2 separate regions of the Homo sapiens genome follow, and region 1 is linked to region 2. A link is a loop called in an ENCODE intact Hi-C map of the cell type or tissue named here. Cell type or tissue: endothelial cell of umbilical vein. All regions are shown on one strand. Links, peaks and the distances in the headings refer to the core of each region. The heading gives the core; the rest is flanking DNA. Region 1 has its middle 67 kb from the start of LINC01894. Region 2 has its middle 110 kb from the start of LINC01894.

Region 1 (8,340 bases), core at 69-8,068, 180 kb after region 2:
AGGCAGCATCTTTTGTTATAGGAGCAGACCCTTGGACCCTCACTCTCCAACCCAAGCAATTTATCAGAATATTTCTTGCTCTATGGCTCATGTCTGTAATCCCAGCACTTTGGGAGGCCAAGACATGGGGGGATCACTTGAGTTCAGGAGTTCGAGACCAGCCTGGCCAACATGGAGAAACCTCGCCTCTACTAAAAATACAAAAACTAGTTGGATGTGGTGGCGCATGCCTGTAATCCCAGCTACTTGGGAGGCTGAGGCAGGAGAATTGCTTGAACCTGGGAGGTGGAGGTTGCAGTGAGCCGAGATCGCGTCACTGCACTCCAGCCTTGGCGACAGAGTGAGACTATCTATCTATCTATCTATCTATCCATCTATCTATCTATCTCTGTATATATAAATATTAATAGATATAGATATATAGATATTTCTTGCTCCAAAATGCATCATTCTCTGGTACATTGATGTTTTCCCCAACAGATTCTCTATGGAAATTTAAAAATGGAGCTGATGTTTGTGTCTTTGGTACTGTGCAGAGCAGAGGCAGCCTGTGTTGGAGTGCGATGCAGGTGTCAGGCGGGGCCATGCTGGAGTGAGAATGGAAGACCCACCTTCTTCCCACCCTAGATTCCCTGACCATGGGAGCAGGGAAGAGGGTCAGATTTGAACTTCCATTGAGCATGGAGTAGTAAAAGTGATCTTCTTACCATCTCAAGAGCTGAGAATCTAATTTGGTATGACAGCAGTACACAACACCTGGACCACAGTAAGTGCTCAATAAAAGTTAGTGGATCACGAGGTCAGCAGTTCAAGATCAGCCTGATCAACATGGTGAAACCTCATCTCTACTAAAAAGACAAAAGAAAAAAAAATCAGGCAGGCGAGGTGGCGTGCGCCTGTAATCTCAGCTACTCAGGAGGCTGAGGCAGGAGAATCACTTGAACCCAGGAGGCAGAGGTTGCAGTGAGCCAAGATCACGCCATTGCACTCTAACCTGGGTGACAGAGCGAGACTCTGTCTCAAAAAAAAAAAAAAAAAAAAAAAAGAAAAACACCTCCTCTTCCACCTGCCCCAACCATGATTAACATTGCCTTTGCTCCCCACAACCCTGACCAAAATTAGCCAAGACACTAAGAAACCAGGACTGTGATCAAAGAAACTTCCTTGGGCTGCGATTGACATATACAGAAAGCCTTGGGTACATTTTGGGTACTTGGGTACTCACCCTCTTGTTTCCTTGAGCTAAATGGCATGATGATTCTCAACAGAACCCTCACAATTCTCTCTGGGAAGTTCGAATGTCTCCTGTAATTTAGCTAAACAGCTTCTAGGTATCACAGAGAAATTCGTTGCTCATGAAAGGAAAATGGATCCCCACGCTTTGTTCTGGAGACATTTTAATATCCATCTGGGTCTCCTTGGGGCCACGTGGCTCGTTCTGTTCCCCAAACTGCAGTGAAGGGACAGTCAACACGTGAGTTCTCATGCCATGCTGCTCCTCTGTTTACTGCTCCTTTATTTACATAAGTAGAAATTCAACATCCTAACATGTTTTGCAAGCTGTCATGACATGAGAAGTTAGTAATCTGCTATATTTTGCTTGCTAACATATTTTTGACATATTTTAGCTTTTGATTATAAGATTGCGTCTTTGCCTGCTACCATCTGTCTCGATTCAATGGAACTCTGGCATTTACGAAAACAGTAGGGTGTAGTATTTCTTATAGACTTGAACTCTACCAGAAACATGCTATTTCCAGTCTTAACCAATATGTCCTGCTTTCACACGCAAAGTCTGAAATGTTTGATATCTTGCAAGATCTGCCAGGAATAAGGAACATATCTTCACATCCAATTTGGCTGGGATGAGAAATACATTAATAAGGGGAAGGGAGCAGTCTCCAGCTTCTAAACAGAGGTGGCCTTTGATGTGGTTTATATCCTCTTGACTATGCTTATCCTTTTATCAGCATGATTAAGATCTTCCATGGAAATACATCTTCTTTTAGACTTTTAATCTCCCAGCAGCCAACATTCTTGAGACGTATTTTCCAGTGTGAAATGGTTATCTGCCAACATTTGACAATCAGGCATTTTCCTCCATGATGTCCTTTTTTTGTTCCTATCTTTACTCATTAGGGCAAATTACCTCTGGTTTGGCCCAAAGATTAGCTTGGTCCCTGTCTCTGCTGACAGCAGCAGAAGGACTGTGCAACACGGAGAAATGTGACATTGTATTAAAACAATGTGTTGGGGGAAAGCCCCCCAAAAATGCACAGGCCTAACATGCATTTATTCAACACCAAGCTTAAATGAGTTTATTATGCTCCTGGATTACACCCCATAGGCCAAGAAGCTGTCAACTATTGACATTTTCTTTTCTCTCCGTGTTCTGTGTTGAGTGTAAATATATTTGTCATGGGAATATATCGTATGTTTGGTTCAGTATATGCTCATTTCATCAGAAGGAAAGCTCTTATTATCTGTAATCACAGTCAACATCTTTGTTGCTTTAAGGAAAGAATGGGCTACAGCTTGAATTTACATATAGATCTGGTACCTTTCCAGATGCAGTTTTGCACGCTGTTTTAACCTGCATTTTGAATATGTGTAGCGTGATCTGTTTCTAGTGCAAAACTTCGTTCGTGGTAGAGAAATACTTTTAGTCAGTTGGGTGTGGACCACATCTAGTTGATTTTCTGCCTTGCAGCATGCTGCTGACTGTTCAGGAGCAGCCTGGTGCTAAATACATCAACTGAAATCACCATCAATGAAGAGGCCAAAGAGGAAGGCATTATGACTTCCAATTTCAACATCTTATGGCTACAAATCAAGTCCAAGCTGACTCGGCTCCCACATGCTCTTCCTTATCTGGTTTATGAGGATGGTGGCAACTGTTGAACAAGGAGAAAAGACTGAGTCTCTGGATAATTGTAATTGCGAATTTCTGAAGAGCAGGGATCTTGTCATACCTCTTTATCCTTTGTACCTGGCTCAGGGTAGGCAAATAACCCATGTGTGTTGAACTAAGATAAACTGAGGACCATATTTAAGCTAGTAGTTGAACAATGTGTGCTTTATTGAACTTCTATTAGGTGAAATCACCAAGGATAGTTTAAAAAATAAAACCAAATAGCAGATTCCTCATCCTTGAAAAAGTTGTAATCCAGTTTGAGGATAAATTAGTTTTGTTTCATTGAAGACAAACTAGTTTTGAAGGAAATCGTGAATTGTTAAGCTAGGTTGTAAGTGCAACAGGCATTCAGAGAAAGGAGATAATGTGGCAAATCAGATTTTATGAAGGAAGAGGGGCTTTTTGTGGGACCAGAAGACTGAGCAGGACTGGGTAACTGGAGAGGAGGAAGGAAACGTTTTGCACAGAGTGGGAATTGATAGAAGTGAACAATAAAAAAAGGAATGAATTAGATGTGCAAGGGAGGATGATGGAGCATGATGATGGGGCTTGATTGGCTTAAATAGGCTGAAGCAGGATAAGGTATAAGAATGGTGTACAGAGTTGGACAAAGTTAAGACACTCTGGAAAGTCAAAGGAATATTCAACTTTTGGTGGAAGATGAAGACCATTATTCCAGGCTCTCATAGGTAGGAGACATGATAAAAAGTGTAGTTTTTAGAAAGATTACAAGGGAGTGGTACAGAGGAATCAGAGGGGTAAGAGGTTACAACAGAGAAAAGGCAGTGATTCTAAAATGGACAGAAAAAGAGCTTGGATTAAATAAAGACAATAATAGTTAAAAACTTTTCTATATAGGTCATCTAATATGTTTCCGGTATTTCTAGCCACTGATGATAATATCAGCAAAATCCTACCATAATTTATAAGTATACTTATCCTTAAATTAAAGAAGGGAAAAGGGGCCTTAGAAAAAGCAAAGTAAGTTGGTCTAGGCTACATAGTTAGTAAGTGGCAGGAAAAGATCCAAACTTCATTTAAACTGCATCCTTTTTCACTACATTACTCTGGGAGTCATAGGTATTTATTAAATGAGTAAATGATGTGAAATAAGTGTTTTATAAAGATACATGGTGGCCATACACAAGGGGGATAAGGGGAGAAAGACCAGAAGCAGGTAAATGATAAGGGTGCCCCTAAGGTCCTATCACTGGAAATGGAAAGGAAAGAATAAACATAGAAATATTGCCGAATAAGAACATGGGAGTTGGTGTCTGATGGACTAAATGATTGAAAAAGGAGAAGAAGAACTGGGAAAGGAAAAAAACAAAACCAAACAAAACAAAACAAAAAAAAAAACAAAGACTGGGTGGCTACTGGTGACCTTGGCCAATTCATTTTCAGGAAGAGGATATTGCTGATTGATGGAAGCCAGCCTGCAGGTGAGTCAGAAGCGAGTCAGTGGTCAGGAAATGGAGGATGTGGGGAAGACCACAAATTTGAGAAATTTGGAAGAAAATGAAGGAAATAAATAAAACAGTCCTGTAAAGATGCTTCACGGTTAAGCAAAAATATTTTTTTTTTAAAGAAGTGAAGAAACCTGTGCGCATTTGAAGACAGAAGGAAAGTATGCAGAGGGAAGGAATATATTGAAGGAACTAGAGAAAGAGGGACCTCTGTACATTGAGGGGGTGAAAGCAGCAGGGAGGGGACAGGTTAGAATGGTAGGACTGCCAACAGAACTCTGCACGATGAGGAGAATGTTCTGTATCTGTGCCATTCCATATGGAAGCCATAAACCTCATGTGGCAACCAAAGACATGAAATGTTCCTAGTGAGACTGAGGAACTCGATTTTTTATTTTGCTTAATTTAAATTAATTTAAATAGCCACATTTTTAAATAGCCAGTGGCTACCATACTGGATGATGTAAGAGCCTCAGGGAACCAAAGGCTTTGGGACTAGACTCTTCCACTGACTCAGAAAAAGAAAGCAGAGAAGGAGAGAAGCCAGTGCTGTTCATACTCGGGAGAGGAAAAATGTGTTTGCCCCTCCCAGGTGACCTTGACTTTTTGGTTATACCTTGGTGATAGCCACATTATTAGATCATTAGATGAGGAGAGATCTTTGAAAATTCACATCCCCATGTGGACGTTGTGGTCTGAATCGTACTGTCTGAACCAACCATATGAGTTGAAGAATGGCCAAGTCTCACATGTCACAGCGCATCACCCTCAGTCTGTCTGCAGCCCTTGAGCAAGAGCCCCTTGTTCATGGAACAGAGATGGACAGGACTCTGGTAGGTTCCTTGGGATGAAGGTCATTTTGGAATGGGGCTTTCCAGTTTCTGAGAAGATATTGCTCACAATAAAGCCATCCTCTGATTTTCTATCCTGCATTCTGCTCCCACATCTCACCGTTACTTTGGATCTAGGCATTTTAAAGCCAAAAAGAGGTGATTCCCCTCAGAGGGATTTTTCTTAGACTTAGTTGACGTTTTCTTGAAGAATTTCCCACACTGAGAAATGAGTGTATGTTCTTCTCCGTATTCTGCAGGTACACAAAGAGAGAGCCCGAAATCAACATCCGCGGTTGCCCTGAGATAGCATCACCCATCGTTCCGCCGGTGCGCCCTCCCTGAGATGGTGGCGTGTGTTGTTTGGGCTGTTTTTCATAGCCGCCGCAGCTGGGAATTCAAGATGCTATACTTAGGCAGAAGTCCATGAAGGAATTAATTGATATGAGCCAGAAGTTGATTGCCATTTAAGTACTCAGCCTCCACCATTGCCAAGTTTCCCTCTTTGCAGAAAGAACTGAGCTTGCCTGCAAACTGGCTCATTCAGGATGTGAGCACAAGATGGAATTCAACCTTTAATATGCTGCAACACCTGCTTGGAAATAAAGGGGCTCTGTGCTTTTCCCCCCAAGGAGTTGACAGCTGACTTCATTACAGAGGAATCTGGCAGAGATGGTTGAGGCTACTCCGCAGTCTCAGGGGGCACTCACCCAGGAATGCAGTGCCAACCAGACCTGAGCTTTGGGACTCTGCCAGGAACCCATGCTGGCCTATTTTAGCCTAAATCATCCCTCTTTCTTGAACTCCAGTTTTCAGTGTCTTTGGTAGGCGCTTCCTCCACACAAGGGAGATGGTAAGTGTCTCTGGCCTGCTGAAGTTAAATGGAGAAGCATTTGCAGGTGCTCTATAATGGGATCTGGATTTCCAGGCTTCCTTTCTCAAGAGTTCTGCAGTGTTGCACCCCAACAGGCACAAACAGACACAAAGTCAGGCTGCCATGCTCTATAGAGCAGAACTTGAGGGTTCACTGGAGTCCTTGTCCATGTTCTGGAACTGACCCAGAGCTGCTCTGGGAAGCCTAGCCCAGCCTGTGGGGGTCCCTAGAGGGTCTCTGGCGCTGTGACCTTCCATTGTGGCTGGAACACTGGTTATGCTTGTCAGTTTTCCAAGTAGAATGTCAACCTTGTCACCCATTTACATGATTTCTAAATCGTATTAATCTGGCCCCCATTCACAACACAGAATTTAGCATTATCTGACTTGCATCAGAGAATATTAACTTTCTATCATTTATTATCCTTTATCACTCCCCAAAATCTGTCTGAAATCTAAAGATCCAGAAATAGGGGCAGCCTCATATAGAACACATCCATTCACTGGATTACTCAGTTCAGCATTAAGCAATGTGAATATGAAGGTCACAGAGCAGCTTCAAAACTGCACATAATGCTAATTGAAAACAAAGCATGATTTGAACTTTTATATACAAAAGTCATATCGTGCTTTCAAAACAAACATTTAAAATGGGCTGGAATGAGAATCAGAAAAACAAAACAAAACAAAACAAAACAGTTGATGCCAGAGGTCAAAACTGGCAATCCAAGATTCAAGCCTGGCCTGAAAGTGTGTCTCATATGGCCGACACAGTGGGGGCCAGCAGAGTTCGAATTAAAAAAAAATGGAATAGGTTGCCAACATTTGGAAATTGGAACATAGCATGTAGCCACCCGGATTGCTGGCTCCTCGGAAGGCACGGGGCAATCTGGCACTGGGAGTCTGTTTCCCTGCAGGCAACAGTGGGGCAGAGGAGGGGGCATTTGCTCTCCAGTTTGCTAGAGGCCCCTGCGCCAGTTTTCTCACTTGCTGAGTCTATAATCCCTGGACCAGGTGTAAGGGTGATGGGATTCTGGGTCATTTCTTCCTTTCTCCCTCTTCACAGACTTGCTATTGGTTATTATGTTACTTCAGGGTTAAAATAATCATGAAATGCCCCGTTGCAAAAATCAATGTTGAGGGAAGAGACTAAGGCCCACACCACTTCTCTACTCCTTGAACGTTCTTGTCTAATTTCTAGTCTTGAGTCAGGTACACTCACCTGAGAATGTCAGCTACAGAACCCAGTGGTTCTCAAACTTGGCCCCCTTAGAATCAGCTGAGGAGTTTCTGATGTCGAAGTTGTGCTCTAGACCAGTGGTCTTCAACTTTTTGGCACAAGGGACTGGTTTCGTGGAAGACAATTTTTCCATGGACCAGGGTCACCGGTGGATGGTTTTGGGATGATTCAAGTGCTTTACATTTATTGTGTACTTTATTATTATTACATTGTAATATATAATGAAATAATTATACAACTCACCATAATAAAAAAATCAGTAGGAGGCCTGAGCTTGTTTTCCTGAAACTAGATGGTCCCATCTGGGGGTGATGGGAGACAATGGCAAATCATCAGGCATTTGATTCTTATAAGGAGCCCTCAACCTAGATCCCTTGCATGCACAGTATAGGGTTTGTGCTCCTATGAGAATCTAAGGCTGCCACTGATCTGACAGGAGGCGGAGCTCAGGCGGTCATGTGAGTGACGGGGAGTGGCTGTAAATACAGATGAAGCTTGGCTCTGCTCCCTTGCCTGCCACTCACTTCCTGCTGTGTAGCCTGGTTCCTAACAGGCCACACAGACCCATAATGGTCTGTGGTCCTGGGATTGGCGACCCCTGCTTGGGACCAATTAAGTCAGGATCTCTGGGGTGGGACTCAGGCAATGGATGTTTTTAAAGTTCCCCAGGTCGTTCCAATGTAAAGAAGTTTGGGCCATTGCAAATCATGTACAACTTTGCATTACAGCAATTTCTCAACCTCTGTACTATTGACATTTCGGGCCAGATAATTCATTGTTGTGCGGACCTGTCCTGTGTACTGAGTTTGGCAGCATATTTGGTTGTACCCATAGATGCAGTAGCATTTCTCCAGATAAGAAAACACTGTATTAAGTAATAAAATTATGGTCAGGAATAGTGGCTATTATATTGGTCCCCTACCCATCTAGAAGGCCTTGGAGAAATTTCTTTTGGGATTAAGTGCTAGGGAAGCATTTTCTCTCTCGAGGAACTGATATATTCCTTCCTTTCTGGAT
Region 2 (8,340 bases), core at 174-8,173:
ACCTTCCTCCAGTCGTCTCTTTAAGTCCCTTGCGTGTCTCGATCACTTTTAAATCACCACACTCTTTCTTCTCTGCGGCAACGGTGAACCCAGAAGGCCCAAACATCTAAAACATCTTCTCCCCAGGGCTTCTTCTAACTCAATAAGAAAGTTTAAAACTCCTGACAAAGTCTCCTGTCTTTTTCTCCCTTCATGTTCCCTCCAGCGTCTTCCGTTTCTATTTCCCTCTGTGATGTGAAGTATTACAGATTCAGAAATACAATGTTTTGTGAATACTGGAGAACTCAAAGACCAAAGAGGCAATGAGCAAACACACAACACACTATCTGAGACAATAAAGCACTAGACAAGGTTTAGAGGTGTGACCTTGCACAGCTGGGCTCAGGGTGCAAAAATCAGGCATAGGAAAGTTTTACCAGGGGGATCCAGGCATAAATAAGTGTCTTAGTCTATTTTGTGCTGATATTACAGAATACCTGAGAGTGGGTAATGTATAATGAACAGAAATTTATTTCGCTCATGGTTCTGGTGGCTGGAAAGTCCTAGATTGAGGGATTGCATCTGGTGGGGGCCTTCTTGATGCATCATAACATGGTGGAAAGCATCACATGGGCAAGAGAGAGGGGTCCAAACTTGCTTTTATAACACACCTACTCTTACAATAAGGAAGGCAGAGCCCTCAAGACCAAATTCCGTTTTAAAGGTTTTACCTTGCAACATTGTTGCATTGAGGATTAAGTTTCCAGCACAGAACTTTGAGGAGTACATACAAACCATAGCAATAAGTAAGACCTATAGTGTTTTAGAAATGTCCAGCCAATACCTGCATGCTTTACGACTGTCTCCATAGCTTTATTTTCCTTGGACTTTTTCATATACTTACAACTTATATGGAAACCTTCCGTTGCTTAATAAATGTCTCTACTTTATAAAACACTGTATTTCTGAGCCAGCTTTGTCATTTTTAGTTGTTTCGAGAAGTCCTTGACTATCCTTTCCTTTATTCTGCTTTCTCTATTAGTGGGACTACATTTCTTCCCTTCTTGTGGGAATGTCATAATTAGTTACTGGGCCTTCTAGTATCAGGTTAAGAGAAGATAGGGGGAGGGGATAACAATAGAGTTGGTAAACCCAGTGAGGGCTACTGGCAGGAGACTAACCTTCACAGAGTGAGATATATGTGTTTGCTTGTGGATTTTACTATTGAGTTGGTGCAAAAGTAATCAATGGTTTTTGCCATTGAAAGTAATGGCAGAAACCACAATTTTTTTGCACCAACCTAATATTTTGAAAAGTAATCTGGGACTACCAATATGAAACAAGTTTTGTATGAAGGAAACCACAACCCAGTGTTCAGAATCCTCCTAATTTCTTTATCTCCCTTCTTTTCCTGCGTACGAAGCTTTCCACCTCCCTCCACTCAGCTTGAGAAATGTCTGAAGTGGGAATAACTGGAAAGGACCACCTGTGGGAATTTAAAGGATCCAAGAGAAGGCTTAAGCCTTGTCTACTGCCATGTAGGTCAGAGGCAGGAGCAGCTTCAGGAAAGGGCATGGGGATAAGGGGGCAACAGGAGAAACAAAGGGACTGTCTTTGTTGTGCTTTCCTGCCTGGAACGTGTCCACATAGGAATTTCCAGAGAGTCTGGGCCCAGGGCTCCTGCCTGGTACAAAGCGATAGGCTGGCTTGACCAGAGGGAGAACCGCCCACATTTTTACATTTCCTTCCCTGCTCTTCCTCTCCTATCTGGTATGGTATAAATGGAAATCTTGAGTCATAAACTTCTTGTGTCTTCTCTGTAGTTCTGATCCCAGCTGGCTGCAAACCAGATGTTTGATCTTAAATAGGTAGTTTTTACCTCTCAGGGCTCCAGTTTCCTCATTTGTGAAATTGAGCTAACAATACTTACTTTGCAGGTTTGTCGTGAGGATTAAATTGAAAAGCCACAGGAAAGAACCTAAAAGCTTGTCTGGTATGCAGTAGGCACTCACTGTGTGTCTATTGTTGAGGGCAGAGATGGTTTTCCTCTCAATCCCTCCAGGCCACAGCATGTCAGACAGTTCCCTGTACAAAGCAGGTGCTGGACAAATGTTAAATAAAGTAGGTCATAAAGCTGTGCCTTTGAGGAACCATGGAGCTCCACATGTGGGTTTCTCTGTTCCCTGATGCTCTCTCTGCCCGACCCCACACACACCCTTCCCTCAGGCCACTGGGGAACAACAACTTTGAACTTAGCTGTGGTTTCATTACTCTATGCTTCTTCTATGAAGCTATGCTGAAATGCACATCTCCTTCTTTACTCAGTTCCACACACACCCTTTTAAATTCAGCTTGAATGTCCCTTCTTCTGGGAAGCTTTCCCTGACTCCTGCCACCCATTCAGGGTGTCCCTTTTCTGTGCTGCCACAGCACAAATGACACTTCACTGTCCTGGTCAAGGGAATTGTCTTTTTGCCCCATCGGCCCAAGGGCACTCCTTGTGCTCTGCTGAATGAACATCCCCAGGGCTAGAGCCAGGGCCGAAAACAGAGAGAGAACCTTAAAAAGGACCTTTCGTGACCAAATGCAGGGCCAAACGAATGAACGTGACAATGTGGCTCTTTAATAGTGATGGAGTTTGAGTCATAAGCTGAATCACATTTCAGCAGATTGGGCCATCAACACAGCCCAGTGGCCCTGGAGGACAAGAAGTCTGTGGCCACAGGAAGGTGGAGAAGTTTCTGAAAATGCATTCCTCCTCTCCTCACAAACACACACTATGCCAGAGTTATGCAGAAAAAGGAAATGTTCAACATGTTGCAAATGGAAGAAACTAGAGGAAACGATGTTCTCCATTCCACCCAATACTACCTCCCTTAGTACTATTTGTGGGAATAATGGATGTGGCACTGTCAGAGCCAGATGGATGCGTCCCTAAAGGACGTGCAAGCTTGGCTGTGGGTCCGCAAATCCCTCACTGTTGAGAACTACCCAGGGCATACGTTGCTTTGAGGAATCACTGCAAATGGAATGTTATGGACTATTACGATAATCAATTAATAATCAATTAGTTTAGTAATCTTCTCTTGTAGAAAACCTGCTTAAACAATGATGAATCATGCAAACTCACTCAGGGCTGAAAGATGATAGAGTGGAGGAAAAAGTAGCTTTGCGGTTTACACACACACACACACACACACACACACACACACACACACAAAGAAAGAAAGAAAGAAGGAAAGAAAAAAAAAACTTAGAAAACAAATCCCCAAGCTTGACTGTCTCTGGAAAATGAATTCCACAGGCACTGACTCCAAGATGTTTTATCGAATGTGCTTTAGACTTGTAGGTGATGCATTGTCCCTCAGAGTCATTAAAAGAAACCCAGATAGCTGTAACGCAGCTTAGCTTCCAAGAAGTGCAGACTGTCCACACTTGTACTTCCGCACAATATATGGTTATTGTTAGATGTGAACATCCCCACATGCTGCCTGGATGGGGGTCTCTTTGTCTTTTATTCAGATGTGGGATAAGGATGCTTTCAGCACAGCAAGATGACAGCCATGCCTCCCCACTCAGAGCAGCCTCACAGTCCAAGCACAAGACAGAAACGAAAAGTTCCTTTGTTTGTAAGGCAATGCCCATCTTTTGTCATTCAGGCCCCCAAAGCTAAGGTATGTGCGGATCATTTTAGAATAATTTCAGTACTTTCTAAAAGACACAATCTCTACTAATTTTTTGGTCAGGAATGATGTTAGGAAAGCTTTATAATCTATTGTTGTGGGCAGTATACACTGAAGGCATTTAGGGCTGTGCTAAGAAAAAAAAACGTGGGTTTGTATTTCACTGGAAACAGAATGGTCATTATCCAGAATCCAGATGACGGCTCCCTTTGTGACACTGCTTTGGGTGGGGGGCGGGGGTGGGGGGTCCAACAAAAACCCTGCCCTTTCTACAAAAGACACTGGCCGAGAAATCCTCAAGGGAATGCTACACTGACTTCTCAGACTTTGGGGAGGCAGCCTCAGGCATTTTGTGTTCAGGATGCTGAACCTCAGAGCAGGATCTCACTTCATTTTTTTGGCAGAGAGGGCAGGGAATGTTGATGACTGAAGATTTGCCCGAACGGAAGCCAACAGGGTGGCAAAGTTTATTGATCCCACTGCAACCCTGGCCCCCAGGGAGTGCCTGATTACATCTTAATGTTTTTCTAATGTATCTCAGCATCACAGCAGTAGACATTTCTTTGCAGAGAAACCGTGCAAGACGTTGTACATCCTGGGCGGGGAGGGTAATTCCTGTCCCCTGGAACCTCAGCTTCTTCTAGAGCATCTAAAGAGGAAGCCAATATTTTAAGACTCAGAGATACTTTTGAGTAGAACATTTTTATTTTCCATGCTTCCCTTTTCTCCTAACTGACCTGTCTATCCTCTGTGGTGTGTGGGCGTGGGTGATTGTGTACTAAAATGATGATGTGAGTGGTCTTTTCCATTCCTGTTATGAACAATTGTGGAGTAAATAATTTTCACCTCCTGCTCCCAAGAATTGTGTTTTCTCATTTGCAACATACTGATTAAAATGGTTGAACTGAATACATTTTTATATAAATGCACATTTTAAGGATTTATTTTAAGCCTGAGATTATCATTATTTTCTTTCATCACTCATTTCTGGTGACACTTAAACCAACAACTCTATGGAAGGGACCAGCAGATGTCACTGTAGTTCTGTTCATTCATCTCTTCTCTTGACGGGATTCAAGTTCTATCCTTTTGGGCACAGCCGATCACATTTCTTATTTAATCAAAGCATAATGCATCATAACATTTGTAATTTTGTGTTGTTATTGTTCGTTCATTGTGTGTGGAATCGGATACATATCTTTGCAAACAGAGATACAAACTATAAAGTAGCCCAGATACCCCCAGTGAGGTGTAGAAATCAAAGGCCCTGCTGGGGAGCCATGATAAGGCGTAGGGACAAAAGAGCAGTGAGGGGCATGTGCACAGTGACCCCCATTCCGATGGACAGCCTCAGGACTGAAGAAGGACACATTCTGTCCATTCTTATGAAGGGCTTTCAGGGAGAGGCAGCTGGGTGCCAATGCTGGGTACAAGGGAAGATCTCATGTCCAGGGATGGCGGAGACCTGCTCATTAGCAGGGAGGAGAACAAGAATTGGAAACCTGGTGATTCTTAAGGGATGAAGTTTCTGGGGTCCAGTGTTCTCTTCTCTGAATTTAAAAAATCACTGCAGAGTCGTGTGTAAAGAAAGATTCATGTGTTAATTTCGAGTCTTGGTTCAGTGGAAGGTACGGTATAGTGTCTGGGAAAGTCAGTGTTTGAGGAAGAGAGGCTGAGCACAAAATGAAGAAAGCAAGACTATCTGCTTGACTTTGCCTTCCACATAACAGAAAGAAAGTCAATGTTGAGTTAAAAAATCAGAAAGGGCTTTGTTTGGAAAGTAATCACATCTCTTCTGCTAAAGAGAAAACTCTTTTTTTTGGCCCTTACTTTTAGTAACTTTATGTATAACAGGTGAAGAACATGGATGAACCATGATATGTTACTTATTCACAGAGGCTGGCCTTATGCCAAGATCACTTAGGAATAAGTCAATGGAATCCTAGAGCCTGTGACAGGAGCTGTGCTAATGGGATGAGCCCTCTTAACAGAAGTCATCATACCCCCCTATTGCCAAATCATTCAGCTCCCCCATTAGCAAAAGCTGGGCTTTTATGAACTGATGTCCTTTCTAGATGGACACATTTGATGGAAGGTGTGTGTCTTGGATGAGGTCTTCCTGCTCACCCCATCAATCAGCATCTCCCACACATATATGCAGCTGCTGAGGAAGGGGTTGGATTATCCAATAATATAGCCAGTCCTAGTTCTACCTTACATGTTGCTATTTTGATTTAATTTTTCCAAGAAGTTTGAGCCAAAGTCATCTTTTGAAAACCAGATTCTCTGCTAGGCATTTTTCTTTCCCTTCCTCTCCTCCTCCTCCATCTTTGTAGTACTAGCCTGCAAAATGACTTCCAATGAATGATTTCTCATGCCTTTGTGTCATCTCCTTCTACACTGCATCAGGCTTGGTCTGTATTACCAGTGAAATATGGTGGAAACAATGGTGTAAATTTCTAAAGCTAGATCATAAAGGACATCATAGCTTCCACTTTTCTTCCTCTCGGTTCACTCATTCTGCGGGAAGTCAGCTGCCATGACATAAAGACACCCCAGCAGCATATGGAGAGGTCCATGTGAGAGGAACTGATGCCTCCTGCCAACAGCTATCACCGACTTTTCAGCCATGTGAATGAGCCATCTTGAAAGTGGTCCTTCAGCCCCAGTCAAGCCTTCAGATGACCATAGTTCCATCTGACATCTTGACTGCAACTTCATGAGAGACTCTGAGCTAAAACCATCCAGTTGAGCTGTTCCCAAGTCCCTGACCCCCTGAAACTGTGAGAGATTATAAAGATGTTTTTCTTGTTTTAGAGATCCAGGACTAGGGTGAAGTAAGCCAGGTACCTAGGGTACAAATTTAAGGAATCAATCATTCTCAAGGTGATGGACATGCAGGGTCACTAGCCTCACCTGTGTTTTAAGTCATTAAGTAATTTGTACTAAGCTATAGATAAGTGATACAGTCGGTCTTCTTCTCCTCTTCCTCCTCCTTCTTCTTCTTTCTTTGCCCCTTTGTTGTATTGCATTCATCTAGGCTCATTCTGACCTCCTAGAGTTTTGTCAATTATTTCTCTTCAGGCTTCCTGCTACCAGAAGCTGTGCTGTAACTAACCTCCTAGAGATACCTCATTTGATTTAGGGTCCAATAGTGTAGTCTTTTATGTTAACCAATTAATTTAGAAAACAAAAGAGCCACAACCATCATGCAGTCTCTACGTTTCTAGTATTGATACATACTAATGGCATCTTTATCAGGTGTTATCATATCAAGAAGATATTAATGCCTCTCTCCTACCACAAGTCGTGATAGTAGAGAACATTTTTCATGATGTGAAACAATGGGTTTGTGGTTTAGAACACAGCCTGGAGTCACTGGGGGGATGAAGTAATAGCTAAAGTTAATGTAGGTCAATAAGAACCAGAGGCTTTTCAGTAAAGACAGGGTGGCCAAAGACAAAGACTTTCATGAGAGGATCAAGGACAAACATCTAATTCAAAACCATAGAGCAGCTAATGTCAAATGCTTGCTCAAACTTTAGTTGAGCAGAGATTGATAGATGCTACTGCAAGACTAACATTTTCTGATCACTTCCAGAATGTGTCTACATACTCAACGATAATAAAATACACATTTTCAGCCCACTTTTTTTTTTCTGATTCCAAAAGATTCATGTGACTATAGAGCTGTAAATGAAAGCGGGCCATTTATTTTATTCTTTTGCCTTTTGGCAAGTTTGAAGTTCTTTCTACGCTTTTGTTAAAGATCATACTTCCAGCAAATCCAATGCAGTTCGGGAGCCCTTCTAGGTTCACCTACTCTACCAAGGTGGTAAGGAATCATCAACATCTTATTCAGTTGAATGATTACTCACACAATGTACCCTGGAAAAGTGTTTTTAACAAAGATATGCTCAGATGTGCTGAGAGTTGATGAAAATAAAATGAAGGGGACCAGCGTGCTCTTATTCCGCTTGAAAGATTTAGTACCACTGGTGTATTATTAAATCTGAAGACAAAGCAAACTCCTAGCAAACACTGAAAGGAACCAGTATTTAAGTATAATAATAAGTAATAATAATAGTAACAAGAAGAAGGAGAACAAGGTGAGTAAAGAACAATAGCACCAGCCACATCTATTGAGCATCAACCATCCAGGCACTGTCTTGTGTGCTTTGTATGGCTTTACCTATATAATGGTCACAACAACCCAGTGAAAGACCCCACTGCTACGTACCCTGAGAGAGGACACTGAGACACACACAGAAATAAGGTAATCAGAGATCAGACCTGCCAATAAGAGGTAGATTCAGGAAGGACTGTGATGTTTGAGGCTACCAATGAGACAGTTATTTTCTTTAGATGTTTTGTTATTTTCTCTTGATTCTATTGTTGAAGTTCTTGAATATAATCCCTTCTAAAGTGATGCCTTACTCAGCACTACTCAATGGCTGGCAGCAGCCATAACCATAAAGGCCAGAGTTGGGGAATTACAGAAGAACCCTTGATCAGGATGGGCAGAAGAAAGACAGCCCACCACAGAGATTCATTGGCAATAGCCTCAAGCAACATGCAACAGATAGCTTAGAGAACTTGATAATTAGCAGCGACAAAAAGATTGATTTGTCATCAGAGACTGATTTGTGAGGAAAGGACACAGTCAATGTTCTTTTTG

Evidence for each region. Hi-C counts contacts between places; a loop is a spot of excess contacts. Peaks named below come from ENCODE experiments on the same cell type or tissue, not always from the same donor. Only the 100,000 strongest peaks of a DNase experiment are listed, where the experiment ranks them.
Region 1: it touches region 2 in a loop (3-fold over the local background); 7 of 110 quality-filtered maps call a loop at or near these places.

Annotation. Positions count from the first base shown.
Region 1 is chr18:25,050,920-25,059,259 of GRCh38, forward strand. No RefSeq gene overlaps it. Among named protein-coding and RNA genes, the nearest start is that of LINC01894, 67 kb to the left of the region's middle. In endothelial cell of umbilical vein, for the core only: no CTCF peak of the experiment used is centred there; a DNase peak (open chromatin) is centred at 4,332.
Region 2 is chr18:24,873,797-24,882,136 of GRCh38, forward strand. No RefSeq gene overlaps it. Among named protein-coding and RNA genes, the nearest start is that of LINC01894, 110 kb to the right of the region's middle. In endothelial cell of umbilical vein, for the core only: a CTCF peak has its summit at 4,685 (motif pointing right); DNase peaks (open chromatin) are centred at 1,695 and 4,695.